Regions from separate parts of the Homo sapiens genome. Here region 1 is linked to region 2. Evidence: chromatin contacts called from ENCODE Hi-C or POLR2A ChIA-PET data. All regions are on one chromosome and are shown on one strand. Each heading gives the region's core, a stretch centred on a gene start or an enhancer-like site at or near the end of the contact. The rest is flanking DNA. Distances are from core to core; before and after follow the strand shown. Region 1 has its middle 160 kb from the start of SLC41A2. Region 2 overlaps CHST11 (carbohydrate sulfotransferase 11).

Region 1 (6,518 bases), core at 2,188-4,687, 45 kb before region 2:
ATAACCAGAGGAGAGATGGTTCACAGAAAAAAAAATTTAATACCACTCAAAAAAATGCTAATTAAAATCACACTGAGATACTACTTACCTATCAGATTGGCAAAAATTCAAAACTGGATAAAACATTCTCTTGGCAAGGCTGTAGGGAGACAAAATTGCTGGTGGTAGAGCAGAATAAAAGCTCTATAGTGGGGAATCTAGCCATATATAACAAAATTACAAATGCACTTGTCATCCTATCTTGTAATTTCACCATTACTAGGCAAGTAAAGGCTGGGCCCTTTGCTGCATGATTTATAGCAAAGTTTGGCAAATTTCAGCCAGTGGGCCAAATCCAGTTTGCTGCCTGGATAAATAAAGCTTATTAGAATTCAGCCATGTCCATTCATTTCCATATGGCCTATGGCTGCTCTCCCTCTATACAGTAGAATTGAGTAGCCTTAAAAAAGACCATAGAGCCTGAAAGCCTAAAATCTTTACTATCTGGCCCTGCACATACACATACACACACATACACACACACACACACACACACACACACACACACACACACACACACACACACACGTTCACCTACCCCTTCTTTAGAGTGAATTCCTAATTTCTAAATCTTCTTTCTAAGTCTCCCCACTGATAGCGAGACTAGCTGGAGTCAGCAGTGCCATCTGGGCAGGGTGCCCCAACTTGGAACTGATCCTGTATGGTCTCCAGTTGGCAGAAGCTCCTACCTTACAGTTTTGTAAGTTGCCATCCAAAGCCTGAGACTGGCCAGTGGGCTGGCAGTTGGCCCAGTTTCTGTTTTTCCCCTTGTTTGAGGTCCACCAGAGACCAGAGACTCATGCCTATGGGGTAGTTCCAGGATTCTATGGCCAGCCCTAGTTCCAGAAAGGCATTTTGATGAGTTGATTGCTCTTACTGACCAAAATGACATGTTGATTTTGTGTGACTTTCATGTCAGACACAGGGGAAGTTGAGAGCTCTGGGCCACTAACTGTCCATAGTTAACCCTTGGACTCAAGCCGTAGCTGTCTTATATCAGCATTCTGGCTGCAGCGTTGCCTCCCGTCTAGAGCATTAAAGTATGACACGGTGGTAGCAGTCACCCTTTACCCTGTGCATACTTCATCACTTGCACTTAGGGAGGTTTCCCAACCCCCTTTGCTGGCTCTAGAACACATGTCAGGCAGTTCTCTAGGGATGGCTGTCCCTTTCTCTCCCAAAGGTATTCAAGACCACTGCTCCACAGCCGGCCCTTTCAATTGGTGTCCTTCTTGCCTACCGTCAATGTGGTGATGTCGATGTGGTACCATTTCAATACAAATAGGTTCTGAAGAGCCCTGGCATTGCAACCAGTAACAATATTGTTAACTTTTCCTTGCAGTGGGAGATATGAAATTAGCCAGGAATAACATATTTGACAATAAAGAAAAAACACAAAAAGATGGTACCTGGACACTATGAAGAATCTTCATCTGTACTTACTGGACAGTAGCCAAATGTGTAAGTACCTCTTTTCTATCCATTACACTAAATCTTCATTGATAAATCACTAAGCTTCAAATGGGTTCAAGGATTTTGCAACAACAGTTTAAAGCCAAATGGCGTAAGACGGCAGTGGCCCTGCAAAGAATATTTGCCTGGAGCTCCACACATCCTAGGAGCCGCCTGGCATCCAACTTTTTGAAATCGATTCTACAGATATTCGCAGACATATATGTCATGACGTACTTCAAGATTATTATAGCTTTGTTTGTAATAGTAAAAGATAAGACAACAACTCAGGGCTCCTAGTGGAATAAATTATGGTGCATCCATACAATGGAACATTATGCAACTGAGAGACAGAAGGAATAGGAAATATCTTTACAGATTTATATGGTAAGATCTCCAGGATACATAGTAAGGTGAAAAAAGCAAGGCATGGAACAGTGTATAAAATATCCTTCCTTTTTGTAAGGTTGTGAGAAACAGGATATTTCTCTCATTGGGAAATAAACATTTGGGCAAGAAACACTGGAAGAAAAATCAGGAAACTGAGAAAAACGGTTACCTATAGAGGACAAGGCATAATAAGCTGAAAGGGAATAGGGATGAGGACAAGACTGGTCAGTGTATACTTTATAGATCATTTTCATTTTTGAATGATGTATGTGTATCTCAAAAAATCATTTAGAACTTTTATTTTTAAAGAAAATTTATTTTTAAGGAAAAATATATTCTTTGCCCTATTGACATACCATTGTAGAAATCGGTCCTAAGGTAATAATCACAATATACATTGCAGCAATTTTCAGCTTTACATTTTTCATTTGAAAACAGACTTAAGCTGGGACTGGTGGCCCATGCCTGTAATCCCAACACTTTGGGAGGCCAAGTGAGAGGATCTCTTGAGTCCAGGCATTCAAGACCAGCCTGGGCAACACAGCGAGACCCCATCCCTAAAAAAAAAATTTAGCCATGCATGGTGGCATGCACCTGTAGTCCCTGCTACTTGGGAGGCTGAGGCAGGAAGATCACTTGAGCCTAGGAATTTGATGTTATAATGAGATATGATTGCACCACTGCACTCCATCCAGCCTGCGCAACAGAGCAAGATCCTGTCTCAAAAAATAAACAAACAAAACAGGCATAAACTTCAAAAAAATTGGTACTATATATTATAGTCAGCAAATTTATATTTTAAAGCTCATTTGATGAGTTAGGAAAATATTTATAAAATAATGTGTGAAAAATACTGAGTACAAAACTTTATCTGGAATGACACTAATTTTTTAAGACACCAAAATATTTTAAATGTTTTGCTCTGGATGATGTGATTATGGATTTTTTTTCTTTTTAAAACTCTTTTGTGCTGAACAAATTTTCAAAAATGAACCTGTTACTTTTATATTTATTTTTTGAATTACTTAATAATTATTACTTTTCTAGACAATAGATCCCCAGCTCAAATAGTAGTTAACTATTGTTTTGGGTCTTAAAAAATAAAAAAAGATTGATTTTTGTCCTGTTTAGTAATGAGTACCTAATGTTTTAAAAAAATGAACATCCTTTTTATTCTTACAGATGAGAGAAAACATTCTGTAGAAATGGAACGTTTTAGTACTTAAAGACACTGGGGTATTATTAGTAGGAAGAAATAGTGAATAAATATGGGCCTAGAAGAATAACATTTTTCTCCCTATCATCTGTTCTTTAGGCAAGTGATAATGTTATGCTAACATAGGCTTCTGACTTCTGGTAATTCCCACAGACAGCCTTCTCTGGTCCTTCTCCCAGATCACACACCAAATTCCGCGGGTTTGGCACAAAACCATTCATGTCTGGCTTACTACAAATCCATGCTGTCCAGCTCCACGAACTTGCCCAGAGGGCAGTTTCAGAGCTTCTCTCTTCCCACTCTTTCTCCTCCACTGCCCTCAGCAGGTGGTTCTGACTCCAGGGAGAAGGCTGAGGCCTCTGGATAAGCTTCCTCAGTAACTCCTTGTCCCTGCCTTGACATGCCCATATTGTTTCAAGCTCACCCTTCAACCCATCCATTTCTACCACATTTCCTCTCTTTAGCACCAGTGGCCCACTTCTCTGCTCCATCATATGCACAAGACTTCCTTGGAAGGGAAAGCCTCCATCTGACCTTACCAACACCATTCTACTCTTCTCCTCTTTAATTGTCAACTCTTGCACAAGAAGAGACTCCTGCCTCTTCTTCCTGGCCATTGCCTCTCTGCTTAGCACCCGACAGCCATGGCACAACTTAACTGCAAGGGAAGCTCAGAAATGTGGTCTTCCTGTGTGCCCAGGAAGAGGAAGAAGAAATGAAATTGAGTTTAACACATAGCATTTGTCTCCACTGCAGGACTTAAGACATTTTATTCGGATATTCAAGGAAGACATCACCCAGGAGGCTGAAGGGCTTGAGGCTATTTGAGAAACAGAAGAAAGAGAAACCCATGCAGCTAACAGACTCAGTCACTAAGTCACAATTCCAACTCCTCCTGGCAGAAAATCTAATGACTCATCTTTGGCTCTGGCTTCTGATCTGCTGTGGCCAAGTTAAGGAGCAGATATCACATGGTGATTGGACTGCCTCTTCCAGTGCCGTGAGTCCTCTCACAGAGAGGAGTAAGCGGAGAAAGAATGATTGGCACCTCTAGAGTACGCACCAAGCCAATCTGCAGATCACAGGGAAGGTGACCTGAAGGTTATTTTATGAACTGCTCAAGATAGAACAGAAACAACTTTGCCTTACACTTTACACATTACTTATCCAGGCACTTTCGGGAAAGTAAAAGTTGCAAAGTAAAGTTATATAACATAGAGTAAAATCCTAAAAGGTAGTCTACACACACACACACCACACACACACACACACAGAGAATGAATGCATGGAAAATATGTGGAAAGTGTTTCCTCAATGAATGACTTTTAAACTAATACCTCTCTTCTAGATTAAGACATGAAATACTCTTAGGTTGAATCCCTTTTCACCCTCAGATCAAAATGTCAGTGTCAATAGGCCAAAACCAGAGACTAGACTCAGCTCTAGACGTTTTGTGGGAATAAGAAGTAATGGATTCACCTGAATCTTGGTGAAGTCACCTGTATTCCATGAGTAACTCTGGGCCCAGGGTTGGGCAGATAGTAAAGTCCCATTTTAGGTTCAGCCTGCTTCAGGGCAGTGGTAAAACTAAAGTCTTTAAAAGCTGATTTCCAAAAGATCTTTTGCCTAAAGGCAGTAGTCAGGTAGTTTTGGGACGTAGTCTCTTTTGCCTTGACTTTCTATTTCTCTTAGTGAATTAACAGTTGATGTTTATATCATTCATTGGCATATTACTGTCATCCATGTAATTGTATGTGTCTGTGTCATGAAATTTGGACTTTATGCACACAATGATGTGCATCATATAAATCACCAGGAAGGTAAGTTAAGCTAAGTACTGCCTGGGATTTGTTACACAGTTCCTTTTGAAAGGACACCATCTGAATATGAGATTCTGTTGCTGCAGCTATAAATTAATATGTATGATGCAGGCATTGCAAAGTGTTTTTTAAGAAATTATTACTTGTGTTTTCATTGTTTGCCTTAATAGATTCTGCTTATAGCATTTCAGAAGTTGAATGTAACAGAAACATGAAATGCCTGTTTATAGAGTGGATAGGTCGTGATAGATGCTAATTGGATTTGGCATACTCTTGTGATTTCATATGGCTTAATATTAAAGAGACAGGTTTTATAGGGCGCCAATGCAAGTTGATCTAGGCCATGAGTGAAGTTAACAAGCGTTAATTAAGTGCCACGTGTGAAACCACTTCTGTTCTTAACACCGAGAGGACTCCAAAAGGATAAAATACGGTACTCCCAATGTTCATGGTAAATGATATGTGAGAGGGCCAAAGATTTATATATGAGAAAATTTATATCAGTTGTTGATAAGAGTGAAAATCATAAACAAACTAAATGTCCGGCAACAGAGAAATGGTTAAAAAACTATGGTACATAAAATTTGCAAAATAGGTATCATCATGCACAATCATCTTTTCCAAAAACATTTAATGACATGGGGGAAATTTTCCCAATATAATGGAAGTGAAAGAAGGCATGGCATATGCAGAGAAAGAGAGAATGCATAGAATATATGTGGAAAGTGTTTGCTCAAACAATGAGTGATTTTTAAACTAATACATCTCTTCCAGATTGTTTAGGAAATGAAATACTCTTAGATTGAATCCCCTTTTCACCCTCAGATCAAAAGGGCAGTGTCTATAGGCCAAAACCAGAGACCAGATACAGCTCCAGACCTTTGGTGAGAATGAAAAGTAATGGATTCACTTGAGTTTGCTGTGGACTGTCCTCCACCATCTCCCACCCAGGTATTTGAGAGAAGCAAAGAAAGTCACATAGGTTTATCAGTTTTCCTAAGTCAAAACAGAGAAACTGTGATACAACTCAGGGAGGAATAAGTGAATCCTCACAAAGCTCAGGTATATACTTTCAGACCCTATTTTGGAGAAAACAGCATCAGAGCTCACCCTTATCCAGACCCTTTCCAGCTCAACTCCCCGCCGCAAGCTAGAGGCCTCCTTCACTGAGACCGCGCTCGCTGCTGCCCCTGATGGCGTCAACAGAAACTGCGAGGCCAGTGGCCACGGAGAATCCACAGGTCGTGGAATTGAGGAGCACGTCGTCGTGAGCTATTTCTGCAGGAGCGAGTGGTAGTGTGCCCAAGGGAAAGGAAGAGGTTGGGGACACTAAGGGGAGAAGGCAGAAGTGGGAATAAGTAGGGTATAAGCGAGGGCTGCCTAGCACAGCGCTGAGGGCTTAGCCAGTGTTTCACACTCGCACATTAGAGTCACCTGAATCCCTAAAAGAAACATAGATGGCTCCACCCCACTTCAGATTAATTGAGTCAGCTGTGGGGCCTGGGCACCTCAGGGCCATAGTACAGAAGGAGAGAGCAGTGCGGTACAAGTTCAGTAAGTCAGGGACACGGCTGATCAGCTCCTGCCACCTCCCCGATTCA
Region 2 (5,930 bases), core at 2,134-4,633:
GATAACATCATATAAGAGGCTATTTTATATAGAAGAATAAGGACAGTGTATTAGGGTACTTGTAAAGTACAGTGAAGATAAGATTTGAAATAAGAAGGTCTGGGCTTGATCCTGGGCAAGAGCCTTACCCTTCTGAGTCTCAGTTCCTCTATTTGCAAAATGGGGATAGTACCACCTACCCCGCAGGGGTGGTGACTACAGCAAATAAGGTACATTTCAGCATTCAGTAAATAAGATCAACTCTAGTACAGGATTTGGACAAGGTATGGCACAAAACAGGTAGTTAATACGTAGGCATTCTTTTATCAAAGAAGAAAAAAGAAATCTGAAAAAGAACGCCTGGATAGGAATCTCAAAGACAAATTTCACCAGCTCTGTAATTTTGTTGCAGGTCAGCCCTAGGTCACTGGATTCAATTAATAATTATTTTGAATAGGAAAACTCTGACCTTTGCAATTCATGACTTCTTAGCCGATGTATTCATCACCCTAAGAGAAGCATTCATGGGCCTCTTGGGCTATTGAACAATGCCATTAAACAAAACCAAACCTGTGTTTAAAGGAAATGAAAGGACTAGGAAGGAAACAGGGCCCATCAATTCTGCCATTTGAATCACTAAGGACAATTCTGAAGGCAATAAGTTACTAAGATGAGCAGAGAAATAAGGGGATCTCCCCCTCATCACCCTCCCAACCTCTTTTGAGCTGGAGACAATTTTCTGGCCACCTGAATCCCCAGGGAGGTAGCATGCCAGTTAATACTGCATTCAGGACCACAAAGGCAGGAAAAATGGAAATGACACCAGCATATCATTTTACATTCAGTTGCAGAGGCGGAAAATAACTCAGTGGGGCTTTTAAACCTGGTATTTGAGGTTTCTTTCCCCTCCATTTCCTTCTTCTCCACAGCAGTTTAAGGGGCAAATGGTGCACCTGCCACAACAAGGCACACACAGTTTCCCCTCAGGAAGACTCTGGGGTAGGGGTCAAGAGAATGCTTCTCAAATCCAAGAGAGAAATTCACCTGGGCCTCTACTATTAATGTTTTTAAAAATACATTTTAATTGGTTTTTATAATTTTTTAATTTTAAAATAATTTCAGGTGACAGTAAGCACCTTGTCTCAAAAAATAAAAATATTTTCAGACTAGTGTTGATTTAAATTATTAAAAATAAAATGGTACTAAAATGTGCACAAGCCAGGCACGGTGGCTCACATCTGTAATCCCAACATTTAGGGAGGCTGAGGCGAGTGGATCACCTGAGGTCAGGAGTTCGAGACCAGCCTGGCCAACATGGTGAAACCCTGTCTCTACTAAAAATGCAAAAATTAGCCGGGCATGGTGGCAGACACCTGTACTCCCAGCTACTGGGGAGGCTGAGGCAGGGGAAAATCACTTGAACCCGGGAGGCAGAGGTTGCAGTGAGCCAAGATTGCACCATTGCACTCCGGCCTGGGTGACAGAGCGAGACTCAGTCTCAACAAAAAAAAAAAAAAAAAAAAAAAAAAAAGTGCAGAAATATAAAACCAGGTACACAACTACAAGTTCAAAACAAACATAAACATTCAAATGCACAACATTAACATGAGGGGTGATGTTTTACTGGAACTAAAGCCCTGCCTGAAACCACGCAGATGCTTGCTCACTGCTGTGGGTCAGGGTGTTTGGAGTAGAGCTTCCCTTTCTGTGCTGCATGAGGACTCGGTTTCCTTACCACTTCCTCATTCCTAGTTACTGTGAAACTCGGCACGCTGGAATCTCATTTGACCTTTACTTGGTAAAAGCTCATCATGTATATATTTTCCTTTTCTGCTCATTTCCAATTAGCCCAAGACAATAAAAATGGAGCTACACGGAACCACCAAGAACATCAATGAACACAGGCACCACGACTTCATATGGCAGAACTAGGTTATCCGGGGCAGACCTGATGATCCAGAAATGGATAATCATTTTTCAAAAGATTATCACCAAAATAAAAACACTCAATCAATAAAGTTCTTCTATGGAACTCTAGACTCCTGGGGGTTCTATCTGTGGACTTCTTGAACCTTGGTTTATGAAACCTGGAGTAAGGACAGCCCTGGACAGGCCAGACGGAAGAGAGGAATTCTTTGCCACCATGTCAAAATGGGGCAGGAGAGATTTCTGATGACAGCCTGGCTCCACCAGGGCTCAGAAGAGCTTTTGTAACTGTCATAACCCCTCAGCAACTAACACGTTCCCTGAGCACAGTTCCGGAACTACTGATGGGACCAACAGCTCTGGGGACATCAGGAAGACAAGAGAGTGAAGAAGACTCACTCATTAATGAAGAAAAACCCGTTCCCTCATAGTAAAAGAGAATGCCCAAATTTTCCAACCAAGTTTGATCAATTTTACAAAGAAAGGACTTGTTGATCTGACAATTATCTGAGCTGTGAGATCAATGTCTTTCTTCTTACATTCCCTTTCTCTCCCCTCTTCTTGTTTGCTTTCTCAAAAGGTTTTGAAGAGACCATAACAAAGGACATATGTGCAGTATGAAATAAAAATAGAAAAAAAATATTCTATGAGGGCTGGGATTTAGAATCTCAATTGGCTGTGGGCTTCCTAGCAGCAAGGACAAAAGGGGAAATATGATTAAATCTTCTTGCTCTAGTTATCAGAAAAGAGAAACATTCCAGTTGTTTGGAGAGGAACATGCACAAGATTTCAAAGGACTCGGAAAATTCAGTGCAGGAGGGAGATTCTTGGATTCAGTTTGCCTGTGTTGGGGTATTTGGAGGGTTGCTTTCTTCAGCTGACTGAATAATGCCACGATTCACTTCCACCTAAGGTCAACAGAAAGCTTCCTCATGTATGGAACACTTTCACACATACCACATCCCATTTAAGGAACCCGTTGGGACTCTTCCAGAGGCTGCAGAGCCTACTAAAAGAAAGTTTATATTTAGCCGACCAGTCCCTACTCCAACCATGCGTCATTCTCTCCTGGGCTGGCTACCCCTGAGTACTAATCATACTTCATGCCAGTGGTTCTCAAACTTGAGCCTACATGAACGTTATTACCTGGAGGGCTTGTGAGAACACAGCTTGCTGGGTTCTCCTCCCAGAATTTCTGACTCAGCAGGTCTGACAGGCCTGAGAACCTGCATTTCTAGCAAGCCCCCAAAGTGTTTGGGCCGCCATAATAAATACCACAGACCAGGTGGCTTAAACGACAGAGATTTATTTTTTCACAGTTCTGGAGGCTGGGATTTAAAGACTAAGGTGCCGGGTGGGGCTGGTGTTCCCTGAGGCTTCTCTCTTTGGCCTGTAGATGTGCCTTGCTTGCTGCCTTCTCACACGGCCATCTCTCCCCCGACTCCACTCCCCAGGTGTCTCTTCCTCTTAATCTCCCCCCTCCCCCCTCCAGCCCCCACCGGGCATGCGCTCCAGGTGTCTCTGCCTCTAATAAGGACACCAGTCAGACTGGATCAGGGCCCCACTCAAAAGTCCTCATTTTCCCTCAATCCCCCATTTAACAGTCCTTTCTCCAAATACAGTCACCTCTGGAAGTCCTGGGTGTTGAGAATTCAACGTATGAATTTGGGAGGGACACAATTCGACCCCTATAACACCAGGAGATGCTGATGCCGCTGGACTAGGAACCAAACTTTGAGAACCACAGCTTTATACTATTTGGAAATGACTGTAATCTAATGTCTTTCACCAATTCACAGCTATACTTAATTACAAAACACAGAACCCAGGTTCGCCATCTGCTGCCGACAGACTCCTAGATCCACCCCCAGCCCCAGCCTCCAACTCCCTTCATCTCGCTTTGATCTCTCAAAAGTATAAATTAGGTCAGAGGAGGGCTGATTCTAGGAAACCGTGAACATGGCTCCGGGCTCTGGGCTGTGTCCTGCATTCTCGTTTAGATGTCTATTTTTAATTTGGACATTTATAAAAGGCAACCATAATTAGTTTAAGTAACAAATTTAGGGACTGTTTGAAAAAGTCTTTAAAATTTTACTACGTTTCATCTTAAAAGGAAGAGCTGGTTTCCCTTAAATTAAAACATTACTGCAGCGTTTGCAATTTCCCTCAGACACAAGAACCCAAACAGGAGGAAGAGAGGTCGCCCCCTTTGACTGTCTCGGGGTGGGCAGAGTCGGGGGACATGCAGGCAAATAGACCCAGAGAAACAGGTACATTTGGAAGCATTAAGTGACTGAGGGTTTTCTGAATCTGCCTTTAACAACTGTTAGCTTGGGTCTAGCCTCAGTTTCTCCACTTAAAAATCTGAATGCAAAACCCCTCTCAGCATGTCAGTTGTGCTGCCATCATCTTTCTGTTTCAGAATTGGGGGAGGGGGAGGAGCACCTGATGAGCTGATTTGCTCTGATTATATGACGTTTCTTTCTGGCAGAGGAATTACTAAACTCTCATGAAAAGGGCTAGTCATGAGGAATCACCGAAGACACCACATCCACAGCAAAAAAAGGGTCACATATTTATACTAGCTACCATATATTGAGCACTTACTATGTACCAGCTACTGTTGATCTTCACACTCTATGAGGTAGGTATCATTAGTATTTTCAACTTGTGGATAAGGAAACAGGCACAGGGAGAATAATTAACTTGCTCAAGCTCAGGGAGCTAGGAACCGGGTCTGGGGTTCGAGTCCAGGCAGACTGTGGTCTGAGACCCTGCATGGTGCAGCCTCCTGGGGTCTGGAGACCCACCCGGGAGTTATCGGCTCCCGGGCAGCCGCTGGAGGCGTGGGTCTCAACCCTAGCAGCTCACTGGGATCATAGGAGAGCTTTAAACACTGAGGACTGAGTCCCACCCCAGAGATCTGTTATATTTAATTGCTCCTGGAAATCTGAGGCTGCCCGGGTGGGACTCCACTATTTCAGGGGCTCCAATGCCAGGAGCTATAAGCTAAAGCAAAGAACTGGACTGGAGTGGTGACCGGCATATGATCTTGGGCCAGTTTCACCTTCCTGGTCCTCAGGTTTAAGATAGGGGACTTTTCATTCAGTAGAGCCAGGGGTCAAAGGTCTAGAAGGTCACAGGTCTCAGACATCTTTGGGTGCATTTTAGGGGAAGCACTAAGAATTACATAATGCTCAAAACCTCTTAGGTTTAGAAAAGAAAGGAGAAAAATATTGGGCCTTTAAAGAAACGATCTGGTCTGGACCTGGTACAAAACGTAAAGGGTTTAGGAAAGAAGTGGCTTCATGTTAACTGACATTAACGTTGTCAGGGAAATTGGTTTCTCTGGATTGTAACTTGTCACTAGGGAAGCACCTGTTTGACTGCAAGGAACAACAACTGAATCTCTGCAGAAGCTTTGCCTTCCTTTCCAAGGCAAAAGGAAGAAGGAAAATGCACCGTGGCTGGAAAGCATTTTGAGCCCTGAAGGTGAGGTAGGAGGCTCTGGGTGATAGTGATGGAGGGCCTGGTGTTGGCCTCTGGATCAGCCCCCAAGCCAGCCTCAGCTGACACTGGCACAGGTGGGTGATAGTTCTGAGCTCCATTTTAACCTTGGGATCTTTATAGGCAGAAAAAAATGAGCAGAAAGGAAAGCCCAGGATTTGCTGAGCAATGAGAAAGGGTTGTTTCACCCTAGTGTAGTTAAAGTACTTCTTTTGTAGGCAGGGTTTATATTGGGTGACCTGGGTTAGAGTCACAAACTCAAAGGCTCTCCAGAACCATCAGGAAATAGAAATGAATGGCCTCGGCACCTTGAATGGGAATGAACCCAGTCAGCGTCCACTGGGCCACTGAAGGTGGCTGATGCCACATAGATCTCACTGATACCGTCATTAGGGAATTGAGGACCTGGTCTTTCGAGATGTTTCAATTTCTCAAGAGAAGTCAGAATTCAAACCCAGAGCCAACATCATACTAAACGGGCAAAAGCTGGAAGCATTCCCCTTGAAAACCAGCACAAG

Evidence for each region. A loop is a pair of places that touch in the nucleus more often than their neighbours do. ChIA-PET counts read pairs that join two places held with the same protein, here RNA polymerase II (POLR2A). Pooled maps may share reads with other maps.
Region 1: a loop to region 2 is called in a map of aorta, with 2.6 times the contacts of the local background. The contact joins two enhancer-like sites. A Hi-C loop is called at or near these places in 2 of 168 maps with a recorded cell type or tissue (B cell and aorta), 5 of 37 single-sample maps with no recorded cell type and 9 of 50 pooled maps. POLR2A ChIA-PET finds 5 or more read pairs at or near these places in 1 of 52 experiments (activated T-cell).

What each region holds. Positions count from the first base shown.
Region 1 is chr12:104,790,315-104,796,832 of GRCh38, reverse strand. No RefSeq gene overlaps it. Among named protein-coding and RNA genes, the nearest start is that of SLC41A2, 160 kb to the left of the region's middle. Within about 2 kb of position 3,437, at least 3 of the 41 ENCODE cell types and tissues checked have a DNase peak (open chromatin) inside an H3K27ac peak, as active enhancers do.
Region 2 is chr12:104,746,009-104,751,938 of GRCh38, reverse strand. The region is part of intron 2 of CHST11 (carbohydrate sulfotransferase 11); the gene reads right to left. Among named protein-coding and RNA genes, the nearest start is that of MIR3922, 160 kb to the right of the region's middle. RefSeq lists enhancers at 261-310, 300-877. Within about 2 kb of position 3,383, at least 5 of the 41 ENCODE cell types and tissues checked have a DNase peak (open chromatin) inside an H3K27ac peak, as active enhancers do.